Linked DNA regions of Homo sapiens: region 2 is linked to region 1. Evidence: read pairs that join two places in POLR2A ChIA-PET (ENCODE). Cell type or tissue: CD4-positive, alpha-beta T cell. All regions are shown on one strand. Each heading gives the region's core, and the rest is flanking DNA. Links, peaks and the distances in the headings are about the cores only.

Region 1 (9,917 bases), core at 2,389-7,388:
TGGAGGAGGCTGCGCTGTCCACGTCCACAGTGCTCTGAACGTGCCTCATCTGATCTTGGAAGCTAAGCAGGATCGAGCTGAGTACTCAGATGGAAGAAGGCTATTCTCGTGCGTGTGCAGAGACCAAGATCATAGGGAAAAGCATGTCTAAGGTTGGGTTTTGTGTACAAATATTGTATAGGAACATAATTCAACCTGTTTAAAACAGGAGGATGATTGTGGCTGAAACCACGGTGGGAGGAAGGAACATGTTACATTTCTTCAAAGATAACTGCAGATCGAATGCCTTCATCCTTGTGACCCGCGCTGCCTGCACTGTGGTGTGTTTTGCTTGGTTTGCACCAATGCCCTGGCTGGCGGTCACTTGCTCTTGGTGGCCAGTTTCATTTCCTGGTTTTGAGAAAATGTCAGGGAGGCCTGTTGCTTGGGCATACTGTCACTGAGGGAAGTGTGCAGTTTTAAAATGTCAAAGCCAGCAGGCTCATGTCCAGTGCATGCCATCAATCAGCAAATGTCCCTGGACCCCTAATGAGCCCACTGAAAGTTCAAACGGTAAATAACGAACAGATAAAGATCTTGCCCTAAAATCGCCTACCATCTAACCAAAGGGGCAAGATCAAAAGGGAAAGAAAAATAGTATCAATATGGAAAAATAAATGTACTAATTGCTGTAGTGTTTGTGGGCAAAGAATGCAGCTGAGAAAGTGCAGCCTCGTGGAAAGGGCCCCACGGAAGGGAGTCCAGAGGGTTGGCCTCACACTCTTCCCCTTCCCGCTTTATGACCACGAACGTAGTCCTTCAGAACCTTTGTTTCTTCATCAGCAAAGTGGGGGAGGGGAATAATCCTGCCTTCTTCTCCAGTTTATTAGAGTAATTAAATAAGATTATAGATGTGGGAAGGCTCCTATTAAGATCAATGTCTTAAACTATAAAATAATCTACAATTTTCCTTGTCATTATTATTACTGATAACAACAAAATGAGGGGAAATAAGTCTAGAAAATGCATCATCTGCCTGTTCCATTAAAAAGAGACAGAGGCAGAGATGGAGCTGGACACAAGAATTCAACCAGCCTAGGACTTTGTTCTGGCACCTCAGTGTATATTTAAAGTCCTGTATAATAACATAGAAGTAATCATGGTTATCGCTTATTTGTATTGATGGATTTAAGGTGGGCTTTTTATTTCTAAGGTTTGGATACATCTAAGAAAATAGCATACTTCCTAAGATACCATTTGATTTTAATTTTCAGAGAGCTGATCACCAATTTGGGAGAACTTTGTGACTGTATGTTTGGTATAATTCCTTTAGAGATCAATTTGATGATGGAGAAATAATCCTCACATTATCCACATTATCAGATGTCTAGATAAGATAGGAAAGGTAACTTTATCACAGCTGTGTGACCCATGATGGCCTAGGTAGCTGAGTGAACCAGAAGTCTGAACTTGGAAACTAAGTTGTAAAGTTCTTATGAACTTCCTAGGGCTTCCTGAGCCTCCCCCCACCTTTAGATGCCAAGTCTCTTTGCAAATTCATATCATTCCTGCAAACAGAAAATAGTATTTAGAATAATAAGATGTTTTTCAAATTTTCCTTCAAGGGTCCTATGAGCTGGCCTGATAAATTGTTTAACTTTGAAGGGAATTTTGAACAAATAGGACAAGACAATCGAAACACGTATCTAGAATTAGGACATGGTTGATCCCGAAGTTCTTAAATACTGAAACCTCCTTGTGGTATGCAGAGGCCAAATTGATCATCTTTAGGCAGAGATTCCTTAGACATGATCGATGAGGCTATCCATCTAGCGTAACACTGAGACTTTCTTGTGTAAACCCCTCACACCCACTAAACAGGAAATGCAAGCTACTAGAGCTGAACATTCAACCACCCCCTAAGTCCCCACCCTCCACCCCCGCCCAGCATAAGAACATTATTCTTTGCTTTCCTTTCCGAAGAGCTGTAGGCATTCATTCATATATGCAGAGCAATCAGACATCATTAGACAAAGAACACCTGATAATAATTCTCACATTTTGGAATCTTAAGAAACTTCCAATGAAAGGGGTGATACGAGTTGGTAAGCCACAGCTTTTGGCGGTAGCATGAGCCCTCTGGCTTCTGAAACCCTAGAGGCCACAGATAAGATACACTCTTGTAGCAGGCTTGTCATACTTGAAATTCTAACTGGTAGCTTGATATCCTGAGTTGCTTTCTCACTTGAGCAACTTTGGTTGAGAATGTAGGAACCTGGAAAGATTTCTTGAGACATGCTCATTTTAGACACACCCAGAAACATGCCAGGTACAGATGACAATTTCCACTATAGGTAAAACATCTCAAAACAGAAGCCTAAGCTGACAGTGGACCAATAACTGCATTGTTTATTGGTTTCCCAAGGCAAATGTTCAGCAAATTCTGTATATATAATCAACAGAAAATTTTGTTCAGATTCTAGAAAAGATAGCTGCTGTTTTGTATATGTGTGTACTTTCTGCTATAGTAGTATTTGCATAAGTTAAATATTTTCAGTGCAATTTTTATTAGTTTTCAAAATGCACTTTTGTGGGTATCTGTGTGTATGCAGGTGTGTGGGGAGAACCATGAACAAGACAAAGACCCCTTGTCACTGAGGGCAGAGCCTGACTCAGCATCCCAATACAGCCCCTGGTTTGCATTCTTCCCAAAGGAGGCACATTCTAACAAACAAACAACCATGCCAAGCCTCCGACCACAAACCCAACCAAACATTTTCAAAAAGATGTATATATTTCTGTGAAAGAATATGGATATCTTTCAGTGCTCAAGAGGCAGTATTCTGCAGTAGATCTAACTCAAGTGGATAGGGACTTCGGAAAGCCCTTTTTCAAACTGAGTTTGTTGAATCCAGCTAGCTACATGGAAGGGATGGCAGGGCTCAGTGGGAGCAGGACACAGTAGGGGAGGCCAGGGTGCAAGCTCATCCACTCCCTCATCTGTAAAATGGGTTAGTTCCCTGACCACCTCACCACACTATTGTCAGGCCTCCTTCACTGGGAGCTGAAAAAGACAAACGCTGAAGCAGAAAGGAGGGTTTTTACAAACAAGGCTTGAATGATAGACACATATGGGGCATGCGTCTCCCATCACAGCCCCCACCACACCGGAACACGAGCTCTGTTCAACATGGTCCTCCTCTCTAATGTCTATGAGTTCTAGAACTTGAACAAATCTTTGTCAAGAATGTAGTCCAGCTCTGTCTCCAAACCATGAACTCATCTGTGAACAAGACATTTCTATTTTCCTTTATCTTTAAAAATTTATTTTAAATGAAATAAATGATGCATGAATGTATTCTGTAGAAAATTTAAATAGAGATCGAGGAAAAGCCCTCTTGCCTCAGGGTACCCCATAATCTCACTTCCCATCCTAGAAATGGCCATCCAGGGCTTATTGAGGTACCTAAGATAGCTTATGTGAATGATGTCACTTTTAGCCTTAGGAAATGTTCTTTTGGGCTCAGTTCCAGTTACTTTTGTTGTGAGGTTCTTGTGGAAGGTTCACTTTCTATCTACCTGCAGACAAATGCTCGGAGCTTATGATATATAACATCAAGGGCTTGCTTGGCTGTCAGAAGTAGGATTGCTTAATCAAAACCTGTGTGGAAATAGCCTGTTATCTCTATGGACTTAAATGGTCATCAGCAGTTCCCCAAATTCAAGACTCCCATGACAATACCATTGAGTTCTGAAGCTGGAAGGGATCAACAAGACGAGGTTCTACCATTGTTTGAGCCTTAACAAGTCATGGCAAGGTTTTACCTTAATATTGTCATTATTACAGTATAATTTTAGAAGAATGAGTTTATAGGGGAGCAAACATTCTCCATGCTCCCCTTAACGTCACCCTGCTCTCCTGACTTAAGTGCCATCCGCCTTATTTTATAGAAGAAAATACTGAAACTCAAGACCCGCTACCTGGGCAGGGGAGGAGCAGAGACCAGAACCCTGGACCTCTGGCTCCATGCTGTTTCTACTCTACACTCCATCTTCCACATCTGCTTTTTGCTAATATCCCATAGCTAAGAAATAAGATATAAACAATGCCTTGAAATACAAGACAACCAAGGCCTCACCTTTCTCTCATTACTCAAATGATGCAAAGCCCGAAGCCCTCTCCACCTGACTTCATCCACTACCGCCTGAGCTCTCCAAATGCTTCCAGGTGGGACACCCAAGTTCAAGGCCCCTTTGATTCCTGGTTATCTTCTAGCTGCTGAGCCTCTGCATTGTATAGCGTGAACAGAGCCCAGCTTTGCAGCCAGAAAGATCTGGCTTTTACTCCTGGCACCCCACTTCAAGCTGTGTGACATTGGACAAATCACATATCCTAGCTCAGGCGCAGTTTCTTTACCTGTGAACCGTCTGTCCCACCTACCTTAAAGAGTTGCCATGAGGGCCAGACAATGCAATGACTAAGAGCGCTTTGGAAAGGAGAATGCTGGATGCAGGTGTCGTCGTTATTAGTGTCCAGCCCATCCTTTTTATGTGCAGCTCTGTGAAGACATCTTCCCTTGATGTCAGAACCAAAAAACCCAAGCAAAGCAAAGACCCAGGGCTACATTTCTGCTCTGGAGTCTCTTGTATGACAGTATCTATGTTGGGCTTTTCAGTGTGTAAACCGAAACAAAACAAAACAAAAAAGAAGAAAAATCAGCAGCAAATACTGCTTGGTTTTGCATTTTCCCTTCTGTTTTCTGATTAGAGTCTCTATGGCTTATGAGTGCAGAGAGAACCTCAAAAGATCATGTTTGCTGCGGATAAGCACCAAACTCGATGTTTATCAGCACTTATCTCCTGCAAACTCACTCTCTGGAGGCTTCAAAGGCTGAGGGAGATCTCTTAGCCTTGCTCTGAGGAGACAGGCAGGCACTCCTCCCCGGGGCTTCAGCTGCAGGTGTGGCCCAATAGCACTTGCTCCATTCTTAGGAACGTGGTTCTCTTGCTCTTCCCCATGCAAAAAAAGGAAGCAGCAGGTTTACTGAAGGTATGGGGATGAGCTGTGGGGTAGAGGGAGCAGGAGAAGAAAACAAGTATTTTAAAACAAGCCCGGAAAGGCTGAGAAAGTAGGTAGAGAGGGAAAGGGAAAGGCACACTCCTTACGCTCCTGCTGCCCCCACCCCTCAACCCCCCTGCCCCACCCATCTCAGTCTTTAATCTGCCAAACAAGCCCGTGAGCCTTCAAAAGGCATTTTAATTCACTTCATCTGCTCCCAGCTCACCTTCCCTACCTCCTTTGGGTCTGCCCACTACTCTCCATTCCCAAGGATTGTTGGCTGAGAGTGGGACAGTGGGAGGGAGGGAGGCAGTGGTGTGGGCAGGGGGAGCCAGCATTTTATTAGGCTGTTGAATTTGATTTATTAGGGGGGAAAAATCCTTCGCTTGCTTGCCACACAGGTTATTCTCAAAGTGAAAACTCTATTTTACTTCGAAAAAAAAATGGTGAAAGTGCCTACAGTTATGAATGGAGCTCTTTGTTACCTTCCAGATCGACAAGACAGACTGTTTGGTTCATGTCTGTGCACCAGCAAAGGAGTGTGGGGGCCTGGGAGACAGATGTGGCCTTAATTGCATGGAAATATTAGAAGATCGTTAAGGCATTTTGACAGGATTTTCCTCTAGCTGTGGGAGCAAAGGGCCACGTCTGAGCCGCATCAGGCCTGGCCAGAGCCACTGGCAAGGTCTCTCATCCCCACGTGTGAGGGACACATGGGCCTTGGTTCACGTGCCCTAATATTGGTAGGGAATAGATGTCTCCTTGTCACCAACTTCCACCCCACATCTCTGCCCCATAAGCGCAGAAAGCAATCTCCCAAGAAACCCTAAGGCCTGTAGCGGGAGTTGGAAGAGAAGCTACCTAGTGAAATAAATATTTGGGAATGTATACGCACAAGTACATGGACAGAGAGAGATCAGACCATCTCCAACCTGAAAGGTGCACTCCATAAGGCTCTCCAGGGACCCACACGGGCCTGAAAGAGGAAATGTTGTCACGACAAATTATGGTGTCTAAAGACAAAACCTTTTCTATCTATTCACTTCTTCCCTTTCAAAGTAACATTTGGTTACAGAAGTCATGACCCATGAGAGTCCTGTAATTAAGTCAGAGAAATCCTTAAACACTGTTGGCTCGCCAAAGAACGAGACCCCATAAATATGGTCAACCTTGTTTCTCCTAGGCTGGCCTAATCATGGTTCCAACATACTTTTAGCTCCCCACTTTTTCCCCCACTTGCCCTGGTTCATTTTCTGCATGCTCAGAGAATGCAAATATTTTCACATTAGCTTAAATTAAAAATAAGTAGGAGGGTTAGTCTGCTGGGAGGGAGGGAGAAGCCCCGCCCAAACTACAGTTCAGTAATCCCTTTGGGTTATGACAGCAATGTTTTAGATCAGCTCTTCCTCACTTAGATCAGACAATGTTGGCAGTCAGACCAGGAGTAGATTAGTATTATAGGGTCCTCCCTTCAGAGGGGTACACCCCTACAGCTCAGAGGCCACTTCTTAGAGTTGGGGTGGTAGGTGGTTGCTTAGATGATGTTTGGGCCTCAGCCTGGTGCTAATGGGGATGGGGACTAGGTGAACAGAAAGGAAGGCTGGTGGAGAGATGAGGAAGGAGAGAAGGTGCAGCCACAGAGATCCCGTTCTCATGCCAACGTTGTTGTTAACCCAGAGGGAAAAAGGGAAGAGCTCCCAGGCACGTTGGCACGCCAGCATCCCCAGGCTGGGTTTGACATTTAAGGAGCACCAGCAATGAGTTAAGGGGCTAAAGGCCCACAGTCTGCAAGCTCTGGTTTAAAATACAGTCACTCAGCCAGGCATGGTGGCTCATGCTTATAATCCCAGCACTTTGGGAGGCTGAGGCGGGCGGATCACTTGAGGTCAGGAGTTGGAGACCAGGCTGGCAAACATAACGAAACCCTGTCTCTACTAAAATACAAAAATTAGCCAGGTGTGGTCATGGGCGCCTGTAATCCCATCTACTCGGGAGGCTGAGGCAGGAGAATCGCTTGAACCCGGGAGGCAGAGGTTCCATTGAGCTGAGATCGTGCCAGTGCACTCCAGCCTGGGCAGCAGAGTGAGACTCCGTCTCAAAAGTAATAAATAAATAAATAAAATAAGACACAGTCATTCTGCCTACGGTGACTCTTCAGGCCAGAGCCCCCAGCCAGTCCGGATGCAGGGGCAACTTACTGTGGACTCTCTCTCCCGCCTTTCCAGAGGACTCCAGATCTAATGGGTGTTTCAGGACCCTGCAGTGAGAGCCACAACAATGGAGAAAGTGCCACAGTCAAGCCTTTGTGTCCCCTTCTCCTTCTTGCTGTGTGATCTGCAGAGGAGGGGATAAAAGGCTCATCTGAGGTCCTGGCTGGCTCTCTGTGACCAGAAAGTCCCTGAGCCAATGAAGTGTTAATGCCTTTGCCCCTCCCCCCGATTCCTGCTCAGTTCACGGCTTTCCTGTCCTCTGAAATCCCTTCCTTGGTAGCCAGTTGCACCACCTCTTTACTTCAAGTTCTGCCACCTTCTCCTGAGGCAATGGCTCCCTTGCTTGGTTGGTTTCTGGGATGCTGAGTGGGGGAGGCTGGGGAAGCTTGTGCCTGGACTGTCTCGGGAGCTCCCAGTGACGGTGACAATGCACTGCTTCCATTTGTAAATGCCATGTGCTTTCCAGAATGCTTTTGAGGACCTTATTGTTATTTCATCTAAGCTTCAAACATAGCATCGTTCCTACCATATTTAATTCAGACTCTTTTCTCCTTTCCTGTCGTCACTTCCCCATCTGTGTGCACAGCCTGTGTTTACACAGCAGGTTTGCCGCAGCTACTCACTTGTCCAGGGTTACCATGCATATTCCCATAATAATCTGCGTTTCACCCATTTAGCTCACTGTAGAAACTTAGCCAGTTCCATGGAGGAAAAGTCCCACAATTCTCCTAATCTCATAGTCATCAACAACGCCATTAAAATGATGGCATCATTTTTCCATAGACATATTCCTGGCTTTTATCAACAGTGCCCAGCACATAGAAGATATCCAATAAATATTTGCTAAATTAATGAATGCATCAGTGAATGAGTGTTCTTTTGTGTGACAAATCTGTTTTATGGCCCCATTGTGAGACAAGACATGTTAAAGAAATATCCAGAGTGACCTTTGCATGTTTCGAGGAGCACATAGTCTGGTCACCAAACACAAGTGTCCACAGCCTGTGCTCTCCAAGATGGTAACCACTCATAACATGTGGCTTTTTAAATTCAAATGAACTAAAGTTGACTAAAATTAAAAATTCAGTTCCTCAGTCACACCAGACACATTTCAAGTCCTCAATAGCCTCACAAGGCGAGTTGCTTCTGCATTGCATGGTGCAGATTTTAGAACAGTGCCAGCGTCACAGTCATCTCCCCTGGACCAAATCAGAGAATTCAACTTCTTTCTATGGAAATGAATAAGAAGTTTAGGTAAAGGTTTTTGTTTCTTGATCCTGATTTTATTTTAAGATTGATGCTGACGAGTATGCATTTGTTGGTTTTACGTGGAATCGTCAGCACATTTTACAGGCCATTCAGGCTGATGTTATACCTGAGAGCATTTCTGGTTCATGATTAAAAGAAGCAAGAGGACCACAAGGTTCCCCATGGACATTTTGCTCTCACAGTTTCCCAAGAGAGAAAGGTTTGAGAAGGTTGGCTTCACTGGCTTCATTGACTTTGGGTTTCTCATGAACATCACCAACCTATAATGAACATGGGAGATCTCAATCACACAGAAAACCAGGTGGAAGTAGCAGTGCGAGAACTGGGAGCCATCTGGACATGGTGGCTCATGCCCGTAATCCTATCACTTTGGGAGGCCAAGGCAAGAGGACCACCTGAAGCAAGGAGTTCAAGACCAGCCTAGGCAACATAGTAAGACCCTGTCTCTACAAAAAATAAAGAATAAAAAAATAAATTAGCTGGCATGGTGGTGTGTGCCTGTAGTCTCAGCTACTTGGTACTTAGGAGGCTGAGGTAGGAGGATTCCTTGGGCCCAAAAGTTTGAGGCTGCAGTGAGCCGTGATCATGCCACTGCACTTCAGCCTGGGCAACATGGCAAGACCATGTCTCTAAAAAAAAAAAAAAAAAAAAAGAACTTGACCACTTGGCAGGCTTTGACAATGGATCCTGAGGAAAATGGAACTGAACGGGACAAAGGAGCTCAGAAATTTTTGAGGCGGTTTGGGACATCTCAGGGCATGTCCACCTGGTAGGTTAATTATCCATTTCCCACAAGTTTTTATAATGTGGAGATTGAGCCTCCCTGCCCTGAAGACACATGTCCTTGAGACAGACAGACAGGCATGGCTCTGTTGGGCAAGGTTGGCACCTCCAGAAGCTTCCAAGAATAGAACACTAACTGTCCCTTATGGAGTAACTAAACCAGTCCCAAGCCCCCAGGAACTGTCCGTGGGTTTTAGCTGGGTTTTCTGCTCAGCTAGCTTTACTGAGCTTGACAAAGAAAACATCTCCAGGTAAACCCAATGAAATGTTTTCTTTGGAGGACCACAGCAGGACTTGTTCACAAAATATCTACTTTTCCTGTAGATGGATGCCGGGAGACAGGAGACCCCTGTGCTGGACTGTCCAGGCTTAGCACTCCAGTCAAGCAGGATGTAGGCCAGCCCTGTCAGTGACTGTCTCCAGGGTAGCTGCCAATGGAGGGACCAGCTGTGCACCAGAGAGGGAGTCTGAGCTCTGTGATGAGAGGATGCTTGGCTCCTCGTGTAGAGACCAGGCTGTCCTCAGTTCCCCTGATTCCCTTTAGAAGGGAGAGCAAAGATGACAATCAATGGGGCCATGAAGCTCATGAACACTGAGTTATCTGAGCTTACTCGTAG
Region 2 (9,917 bases), core at 3,065-8,064, 72 kb after region 1:
ACCCTTCTTATGACTCAGTCAGAAGAGGAGCTTGGGGCAATAACATGAATTCTGGCCTCAACAAAAGTAAGTAAATGTTTTATAGTTCTTTGGAGGAAAGCATGTTTCTGAGGACAGGATTGGAGAACAGGATCATGAGACACAGGAGAGCAGCAAGCATTTGTTTCCCTGCTTTTTGAGTAGACATCAAAATTATTTGCCAATTTAGGGCCTTTCCATGATACCAGTCCTTGAAAGATGATATGGGATTTTCGTTTAGATTTTTGAGTTTTGTTTTATTGCGCTCGGTTTTAGAACATGGGAAATTTGAAGGTTTTCTTGAGACAAGGTTCTGTACCAATGAATGGTCACTGTCACTGGGTTTTGCTTTTGTTATTTAAATCAAGATAATGACTCTCTATAATTTTGCTCCCGTAACTGTTGAGGCTAAGTCGTACCAATTTCCCCATTCCCCTTGATACTGGGTAGATTTCCTCATATCATCATCTCACCACTTGGTGGAGAAATTGATGTCTCAGAACCCTGCCATCTCCTCAACAGGTTATCTTCTGTCCCTGATGAGGAGATGCCGGGGGGTCTGGGACATCAGGTTCTCCACCAAGTGGTGAGATGATGACATGTCGAAGTCTACCCAATATCCCCCAGTAAGAGAATAAGGGGCAAGAATGACTCATGAACTCCTGTACCAGAAATCAAACTTGCCATGCCTAGGAAGCAAAATATGAAGCACATGAACAGGTGGTAAAGGGAATTCTTTCAAGAAAGAGGTTGGGGTTACAAATTAATGCCCAAACAATAACCAAGACCCCTTCCAATTATGTGTATTAATTATTTACTTACTCTGCACATGACATTTGGCAATATAAGATTCACAAAGATGAATCAGACATGCACTGGTCCCATAAGCGGGAGAGAGAAATCAAGCACACACAGAACTCCTTTCTTCTGGTTGGTATCAAGGAAGGCTTTGTGGACCTGGTAGCACTTGAGTTAGCTCTGGAAGGAGAGGCAGGATTTGGACCTGTGGCGATATGGGCTGGGGAAGACATGAGCTTGGCATGTCTGACAGTCAGTGAGGACCTCAGGTTCCTGGAGCTTAGGATGTGTGATGCAGAAGAAGTCTGGAAAGGTAAGAAACAGAATTGTAAATGATGCTATGAAGATATGCCTTAGTTCTTTAGGCAATGAAGAGTCACTAAGGTTTTGAACACTGGCGTGTATGGTGGGTTGTGGGGAGACAGAAGAGTAATGAGGACACCAGTCAGACTAAGCCAGAAACCATGCAAGAAGCAATACAGATCTGTGATGCAGAAGTGATCATGGGAATGGAAGGGGTGTGTGAGAGATACCAAGGAGGAAACTCACAAGACAGGGACACCAGGAAGCAGCTGATCTTTGCTCAGATGTCACTTTCTCAGTAAGGACTTCTCTAACTTTCCGATTTGAAAATGAAATCCACAGCCTCAGTACCATCAGTGATGCTATACTGTTAGTTTACTTTTTAAAAATTTGAAAATGAAAAGGTGACATTTAAGCAAAGACAAAATTTTAAGAATTTAAAAATGTGTTTATTATTGTCTCTCCCATTGGAATGCGAGTTCTACCAGGAACTGCTTGTTCATTCCTGAATCTCCAGCCTGGAGAACAGGGCCAGCACATAGTAGATTCTAGGTAAATGTTTCTAAAATAAGATGAATAAATGAGTCAGTGGAGAGTGGGCGAAGGAATGAGTGAGAAAGCACATCTGTCAAGACGTCTTGCTCCCCTCGGGGAGCTGGGTCCTACTCACTGCATTTCTTTCCCTCTTGCCACAGGTCCTCCCCTTGGAGGGGCACAAACGATCAGTAAGAATACAGAGCAACGGCCCCAGCCAGGTACCTGCCCAGGATATGTAATCTCTCCTTTGCTTCCTGCACAGTTGTTGATTTCACATGGTCAACTGATGGAGGGTTTAAACAATATACCACATATGTTTTCTCTTATTTCTCTCAAAGAGGGTCTATCTTTGACCCTAATAGTCCTGTGAATGAAGTAACAGGTACTGACATCAAGTAGAGACTTGTTAAATATCAAAGGTGAAAGAACTTGAAGATGAACTATTCCAATGCTTTATTTTGTTCAATAAAGAAACTGAGGCCCGGGGAGGTGAAGTGACTTGCTAAAAACCATACAGCTGGTTAATGAAAGAAATAGGGCTACAATCCCAGATCCCCCAAATTCCTGTCCAAGCCTTTTATGCTTCACCAAACCTTACTTTCAGAAATATCCCCATCCTGTGATGAGTTGGCTTAACAATTAAGGCAGAGGAACTTTGAAAGCCATGGACCTGGAGACTCCGTATTGGAGAGGAACTTGGAGATTTCTGGGTCTATCCTACCCTCACCTCTACCTTACTTGTGCTTGTAGTAAAACAGGGCGTTGACTTTCTAGCTGGGCTCAGTTCCACTATCTGACCCAAAGTCTGCCTCCTGGAATTTCCACTCAAGCTTTTCCTTCTGGAGAAGCCTTCCTCCTGCTTCCTCCGAAATCCTTTGCATATCTGAAGACAGCTGCTGTGCCCAAGCCCCAGCTCCTCTCTCTATCTTCTTATGTGATGCAGCTGAGATGAAGTTCTGAACAAGTCATTTGCTTTGGGGTAGGCAAACATTGTTCCCCATCTCCACAGAAGGCAGAGCAAGAGAAAATCAACTGACATTTCACCTGGAAGGTTAAGAAAAAATTTGCTGACTGTGGATCATAAGTCAGATGTAGAGAGTTTTAAAGACTGTCCAATAACAACAAAATTATGCATTAGTCATCACCTGCCAAAAATAATTATCATATTAATGATGTGGATGAGAAAAGATGGTCTCAATGGGCTTAAGGACTTTTGAAGGTAATTTATGGTTCTAAGTAGAAACCCAAAAATCATAGTGATATTTTTAAAACTGCAATTATAGTTGAAAAATAGCAAAATTTTACAAAATACATGACAATTTTGCCAAGTCGAGACCCAGCTCTCTACCATGATTTCCTCAACTAACAAAAAAGGAGATAAACCTCTCACCTAAACCAGTATTGCAAAGACTTTTTCATGGCTAAATAAACACATACGTTTTGAGGAAAGTGAGATTTTAAGAATAGTCATTTTATAGCTAAAATGTACACTCTGGTTTGTGCTGACATTTCTGGCTTGTGTGACATTTCAAATCACAGAGTGTTATACTAGAAGAAAACTGAGGAATCCAGTAGCCCAACCCACTCATTTGTCAGATGAGAAAACTGATTCCCAGAAATTGTCCAACAAGTTATTTGTTTATCACATAGCTGCTGCTAAAACCCAGGCTGCTTGGTTTCTAGGCATGTGTTTTTCATGCTACATTTAAAAAAAAAAACAGATTAATAATGTTGTTAGTATTAGGTAGAGTTATTAAAGACCAGTAACCATGAGACCTGCTTTAAGCCCATGGAGTCAGCTGTCCGTTGTATCATTGAATATTATCCAGTTCCTTTCCAAATGTTTTCTTTGTTTTGCTTTGGGTAATGACAACATAATCTGCACATTTTAGATGCCAAAATAAGAAAAAGTAATCCTGTTCCTATTCTTTGTTCTTTCTGTAATTATTGAGATGAAGACCACAAATGTCATCAAGATCTTTGAGATCTGCAAATAAAAGCAGTAAAGTTTTCTGAAATCAGTCTTTCCTGTGATCTTGAAATAAAAGTATAAACCCTTATGGTTTTCTTATGGTTGGTACGGTTGTCATATTTTTTAAAAACACTGAAGCAAATTTCCTTTTTTATTTCCTTAGATCCGTATCAGATCCTGGGCCCGACCAGCAGTCGCCTAGCCAACCCTGGTGAGTTTACCTTGGCCTGCAAGCCTTTTTTGCCAGAATGTTTCGTAGCTTTGTGAAATCACAGAGACTTCTGTCCTAAGTCCAGACACCTGAGTGGGGAGTAACATGCACGTCTTTCCTTGAAATGTTCAATGTCTGTTTCTGGAGCATGTGAACAACAGGTCAGGGCTTGTTATGAGGTGTCAAGGTTGGTTAGCTGAGGATACTTCTAGGAATAAACACATCAGCACTGCACATGTGCACTTAGGTGTAGATGAGTAATAAGTGGCACAGGTAGGTAGGCGTTTCAATCAGAGAAAATGGGCAAGAAAGAAAAGAAGACAACTCCACTCAGCTCTCAGTTGTCTCCCGCATGCCAGGCACAAGTTCATAAATATTCCAAAGGGTTTTATTTGTGATTTTAGAAAGTGTTGCCAAGTTATCTGGCCTTATAAAAGAGATGTGTCCTGGAAAAGTTGCAGATATAGTCAATTTGACCTTGTACTTTAAAGATTTAGTATCAAAAATAACTCTCAAGAGGGTCCTTCTAAACCAAGTCCATCGAGATTGGGAGCTAGCAGGCCCTTGTCGCAGTGTGGCCCACTCACCTTCCCATCCCAGGGACTCTGCCTACCCATTCCTTAGTGCCTGGTCATTACTGCCAGAGGAGAAAGCAGCCACCCAGCATATTCTGGGTATTTTTCTCTCTGCACAAGTTCTCTGTAGAACTTAGAGCTGCAAGCCAAGCTCTGGGCCTGCCAAGGGCCAATCCAGGTCCTGTCCATCCAAAAGCTAAAGCTCATGGCGCAGCTTCTCCCAATGACTCCCACAGTCATGCCTTGCCCCTGACTTTTTATTGCTGACAGGGAATTCCCTGGGGGACATGACCACTAATTAGAGATCAGTCAGTGATTCAGGCCTTTCTAGATGAAGAGATTCAAAAGCCTTGCCAAAGGGATTGAGGGGGGATATGGCTCACCCAAGATCACACAGCTAGTTCTGGGCAGAGTTTGCACCTCACTTCCCACATTCCATTTACCAGGCCTTGGGGCAAAGCATCTTAGGATCTAACCTCGCTTATTATACCCATCTCCAAGGCAAGCAGAAAGGCAAATCAACAATGACATAAGAAGGGCTTGTCAAGTCGATCCCAATGTCGAAGGAAACAAAAGGTTTCTTTAAAAGGATGAGAAGCTCCCTGCATTTAGGGAACTGGGTTCTGCCTTCTCTGGGCTGAGGTGTTCTGTTCTCTCCCGTTTGCCTCACGGCGTGCAGGAAGCGGGCAGATCCAGCTGTGGCAATTCCTCCTGGAGCTGCTCTCCGACAGCGCCAACGCCAGCTGTATCACCTGGGAGGGGACCAACGGGGAGTTCAAAATGACGGACCCCGATGAGGTGGCCAGGCGCTGGGGCGAGCGGAAAAGCAAGCCCAACATGAATTACGACAAGCTGAGCCGGGCCCTCCGTTATTACTATGATAAAAACATTATGACCAAAGTGCACGGCAAAAGATATGCTTACAAATTTGACTTCCACGGCATTGCCCAGGCTCTGCAGCCACATCCGACCGAGTCGTCCATGTACAAGTACCCTTCTGACATCTCCTACATGCCTTCCTACCATGCCCACCAGCAGAAGGTGAACTTTGTCCCTCCCCATCCATCCTCCATGCCTGTCACTTCCTCCAGCTTCTTTGGAGCCGCATCACAATACTGGACCTCCCCCACGGGGGGAATCTACCCCAACCCCAACGTCCCCCGCCATCCTAACACCCACGTGCCTTCACACTTAGGCAGCTACTACTAGAAGCTTACTCATCAGTGGCCTTCTAGCTGAAGCCCATCCTGCACACTTACTGGATGCTTTGGACTCAACAGGACATATGTGGCCTTGAAGGGAAGACAAAACTGGATGTTCTTTCTTGTTGGATAGAACCTTTGTATTTGTTCTTTAAAAACATTTTTTTTAATGTTGGTAACTTTTGCTTCCTCTACCTGAACAAAGAGATGAATAATTCCATGGGCCAGTATGCCAGTTTGAATTCTCAGTCTCCTAGCATCTTGTGAGTTGCATATTAAGATTACTGGAATGGTTAAGTCATGGTTCTGAGAAAGAAGCTGTACGTTTTCTTTATGTTTTTATGACCAAAGCAGTTTCTTGTCAATACACGGGGTTCAGTATGACACAGAATCATGGACTTAACCCGTCATGTTCTGGTTTGAGATTTAGTGACAAATAGAGGTGGGAAGCTTATAATCTAATTTTAGGAGGACCAAATTCAGTGGATGGCAACTGGAACATTGATTGTAAGGCCAGTGAAGTTTTCACCCAACTGGAATTTGATGGAAAGAAGGTTTGTGTGTTTAAGACGCCAAGGGCATTGCAGAATCCCTCTCAGTGGACAGTATGCACTCAGCTGACCACTCTCTCTAGAAATAGTCAAGATATGAACTAAGAAATTTTAATGCAAATACATACATTCCTGAAAGACGGGGAATTAAATTACTAATTTTTTTTTTTTTTTAAATGATGACAGTGGTCCCAGAACTTGGAAAAGTTGTAGGGATTTCTAAACTCAAGCAGATTCGCAAGTGCTGTGCGCTTGTCAGACCATCAGACCAGGGCCAACCAATCAGAAGGCAACTTACTGTATAAATTATGCAGAGTTATTTTCCTATATCTCACAGTATTAAAAATAAATAATTAAAAATTAAGAATAAATAAACGAGTTGACCTCGGTCACAAAAGCAGTTTTACTATCGAATCAATCGCTGTTATTTTTTTTAATGTAATTTGTACATCTTTTTTCAATCTGTACATTTGGGCTGTCTGTATGTTTTTATAGCTGGTTTTTAAAAAGCATAATATGCCTATAGCTGAAAAGGAAACAGGGCTGTTTAAGTCACTGACTTATGAGAAAGCAAAGCACTGGTACAGTTATTTAACAGGCATACACAAGCAGGGAAAAGATAATCCATTTAGATCTTTAATGCTTTGGAAATGCGTGTAACAGTACTGCAATAATCACAGCTCTGGGAAAAACAACGAAACTTTCCCTTGTGGAGAGGAGGGATTTTCCTGCTCTATATAAGCAACATATTTTTAGACATTAAAATATATATAATTTTGCAGGTAATTGTTGACTTTTTTAACTATATTAAGTGTTAAGCTGACAACTGTCAAAGAAGACCATGTTGTAAAATAATTTGACTAAATAAATGGTTCCTTCTCTCAGTGCTGAGGACAGTTTTCTTATTTACCGCCCCCGTTAGGTCAAAGGGTTTTCCCTGGGGAACTTTCCTATTTACTTCTTGCACTATCAAGAATTTTTCGAATGTACCTACTGCAGTACAGCAGAAGGTAAAAAATCAGTGTGGTTTTTCATTGTTGTTGATGATGTTTGTAGTGTTTTTGTGTGTGTTATTTAAATCTTCCTCCAGCCTAAAAGGGTTTTATAAAACAGCAGCTAAGGCCATGGATAAACCTGTATGTAAGGACTGGAGCAAAGCGAGCTGGTCTATCCAGACTGGTCTGTGAGATTTAACTCTGCAGCCTCCCCTGGGCACTTCAGACCCAGACGGCCACCTTCTGCCACTCCAGCAAAGAATAAGCGCCCTGCTTCCTTCAGGTCTCAGACCAGGACTTTATGGCTCATGCAGATTTTTAAGGTCATTTTTCTTCCCAAGGAAGAAACTTGCCTCCAGTTCCTTCACTGTTAGGTAGCTTATTTTCATTTTCTCTATTTTACAATGAAAAGAGTGAGACCTGGGAAGTCCTTGATTTGCAAGGAATTAGACTCACAGCATTGGTAACCCTAGAACCTTCTTAGGGTAACACTAAGTACCTTCTAGACAACATGTCTACCTAAATGAAATGGGATGTGTTTCGGAACATTTGTCTCCAGTTTTTTTTTAATCTTGCACCCTGCCATTTAAAAAGATGTGTAAAGCACATATTCTCAACATATGCACATTGATTTATAAATCATATATACAAACTGTTACATTATTCTTCATATTAGAAAACAAATACAAAATAGAACATTTTAAATGGTGATATAAAAATAAATTGAAACTGAAATTCTACTCTTTTCCTCCTATTTTCTCTATATTGAATATCCTCTGCTATTAACTCTCAAAACAAAGATGTTGGTCTTTAGTGAAAAAAGTGTATGCATGTACTGGATTTCTAGTGACTTCCAAGAAAGGAGAAAATTAAAACTTGGTATTAGTGGCCCAAGCATAGAAAGAGGAATGATGAAGGCCAGGTATGTTTAAGAACAAACTAGCTGAATTCTTTGGCAGATCTCCATCTTAGCCACGCAATTTCCCCATCAATTTTGAAATCTGCAAAGTATTCATTAGGGAAAATGGAGGCATATATTTCTGAGTGCTGTAAGAAGATGCTCAGCCCATTAGTTCATTCTTTTAAAGGTTTTCTTTATGTGTCCTACTCAAACACTGGCTCAGGCTCATCTTCTCTACACAGTCATAGAGCTTTAGCCAAATCTCGCCCCCTGAATATGTTCCACAGTGATTTGTCCTATGCCTCAGAAGCTGGCCCACTGGCTGACAGGACTGGGGCACCATTTTCTCCTCATAAGCATTTGTACAGAGGGGGCACTGGCATTTATTCCCCTGCAATGCCCAGATTGAACGTTTGCTAGCTGGCTCCAGGGCATGCAGCGGACTAGTCCCAGAGGACAAACAGAATCTTTGCCCTCCTGTCTGCTAGTCCAGTCTTTTCCCTGCTGGATCATTCTGTGCCTGTGCCATGAGGTTTCTGCCATCTAACAAACAGTGCCAGCCAAGCAAAGCGGGCATGCAGGCCTGCAAGTGGTTCTCATGGAAGCTGTTCCTCCCCACAGTTTGGGACACTGACCAACAGTCCTTTAGCAGGAGGTCGTCTTAGTCCATTTGGTCTGCTATAACAAACTACCATAGACTGGGTGGCTCATAAAAACAGGACTTTATTTCTCACAGTTCTGGAGGCTGGGAAGTCCAAGATCAAGGTGCCAGCAGATTCAGTGTCTGGTGAGGGCCCTTGCCTTGGTTTATAGAGGGAACCTTCTCACTGTGTGCTGATATGGTGTAAGGAGCAAGGGAATGCTCTGGGGTCTCTTTCATAAGGGAATTAATCCCACTCTTGAGTGCTCCACCCTCATGCCCTAATCACCTCCAAATACCTTCACATTGGGGATTAGGTTTCAGCATATGAATTTGGGAGAAGGGACAGACACAGTCAGTCTATAGCAGAGGTCATCTTTTTTCAGTGTCGAAAAATGTTGTTGAGTCCCACACAAAGGAAGTTCTATTTTATTTTATTTTATTTTATTTTATTTTATTTTATTTTATTTTATTTTATTTCTGGAGATAGGGTATCTCTATGTTGCCCAGGCAGGTCTCAAACTCCTGGCTTCAAGCAATCCTTCCACCTCAACCTCCCAAAGTGTTGGGATTACTGGCGTGAGCCACCACACTGGGCCTATTTTCAATATCTGTTATTTTAAAACATTTTTAATAGTCAACAGCCACTAGAAAATGTAATGACACTTAAAAAGATTGTTATTTTACTTAACCAATAACATCTGCATGCAAGTGAGCGATGAACATACACAAAGGGAAATGGATTAAGAGGTTCTCAGATAAGGTTTGCTAGTTTAGACCAAATGAGATCAGGAGGTTCTAGAACACAAGGGAGGAAAGCAGCATCTGTCCACCCCAAGCCAAGTTACTGCCAACCCAAGGCAATGCTTAGTGGATAAATAAAAACCTGAACAAAATGCAGTACTTCATGTGAGAGGTGGTTTCTGTGGACTTGGATTCTTACCGTATTTCCTCTAATATCTGTTCATTACAAGCATCATGTAAACCTGTTGCCTTAAAAACTCTTGAAAAGGTGTCCTTTGGGGGAATGTGCTTGGGGGAAGCAACCCTTAAGCATGGCTGTCTGCTGCCCAGCCCCACTCCCACACCTTGCTCAGAAGTTCCTCCACCATCAACAGCACCACTGAGCTTGTGTCCAGAAGGCCCTCAGGGGGTCGAGGTAAGAGGATGCTTTGTATCAGTGGGGGCAGGGATGGGAGAGGTAATAAGAGCCG

The links. Peaks named below come from ENCODE experiments on the same cell type or tissue, not always from the same donor. Only the 100,000 strongest peaks of a DNase experiment are listed, where the experiment ranks them.
Region 2: POLR2A ChIA-PET joins it to region 1 with 5 read pairs; 2 of 35 experiments call an interaction of 5 or more read pairs at or near these places.

Annotation. Positions count from the first base shown.
Region 1 is chr11:128,734,258-128,744,174 of GRCh38, forward strand. The region is part of intron 1 of FLI1 (Fli-1 proto-oncogene, ETS transcription factor); the gene reads left to right. Among named protein-coding and RNA genes, the nearest start is that of SENCR, 43 kb to the left of the region's middle. RefSeq lists enhancers at 1-38, 1-337. In CD4-positive, alpha-beta T cell, for the core only: no CTCF peak of the experiment used is centred there; a DNase peak (open chromatin) is centred at 4,874; H3K4me3 peaks cover 514 bases; H3K27ac peaks cover 3,854 bases.
Region 2 is chr11:128,805,366-128,815,282 of GRCh38, forward strand. It overlaps FLI1 (Fli-1 proto-oncogene, ETS transcription factor), which reads left to right. Exons shown (of 9, transcript NM_002017.5): 6 at 1-66; 7 at 1,815-1,874; 8 at 3,792-3,839; 9 at 5,094-7,902. The coding sequence ends at 5,623. Among named protein-coding and RNA genes, the nearest start is that of KCNJ1, 57 kb to the right of the region's middle. In CD4-positive, alpha-beta T cell, for the core only: no CTCF peak of the experiment used is centred there; no DNase peak of the experiment used is centred there.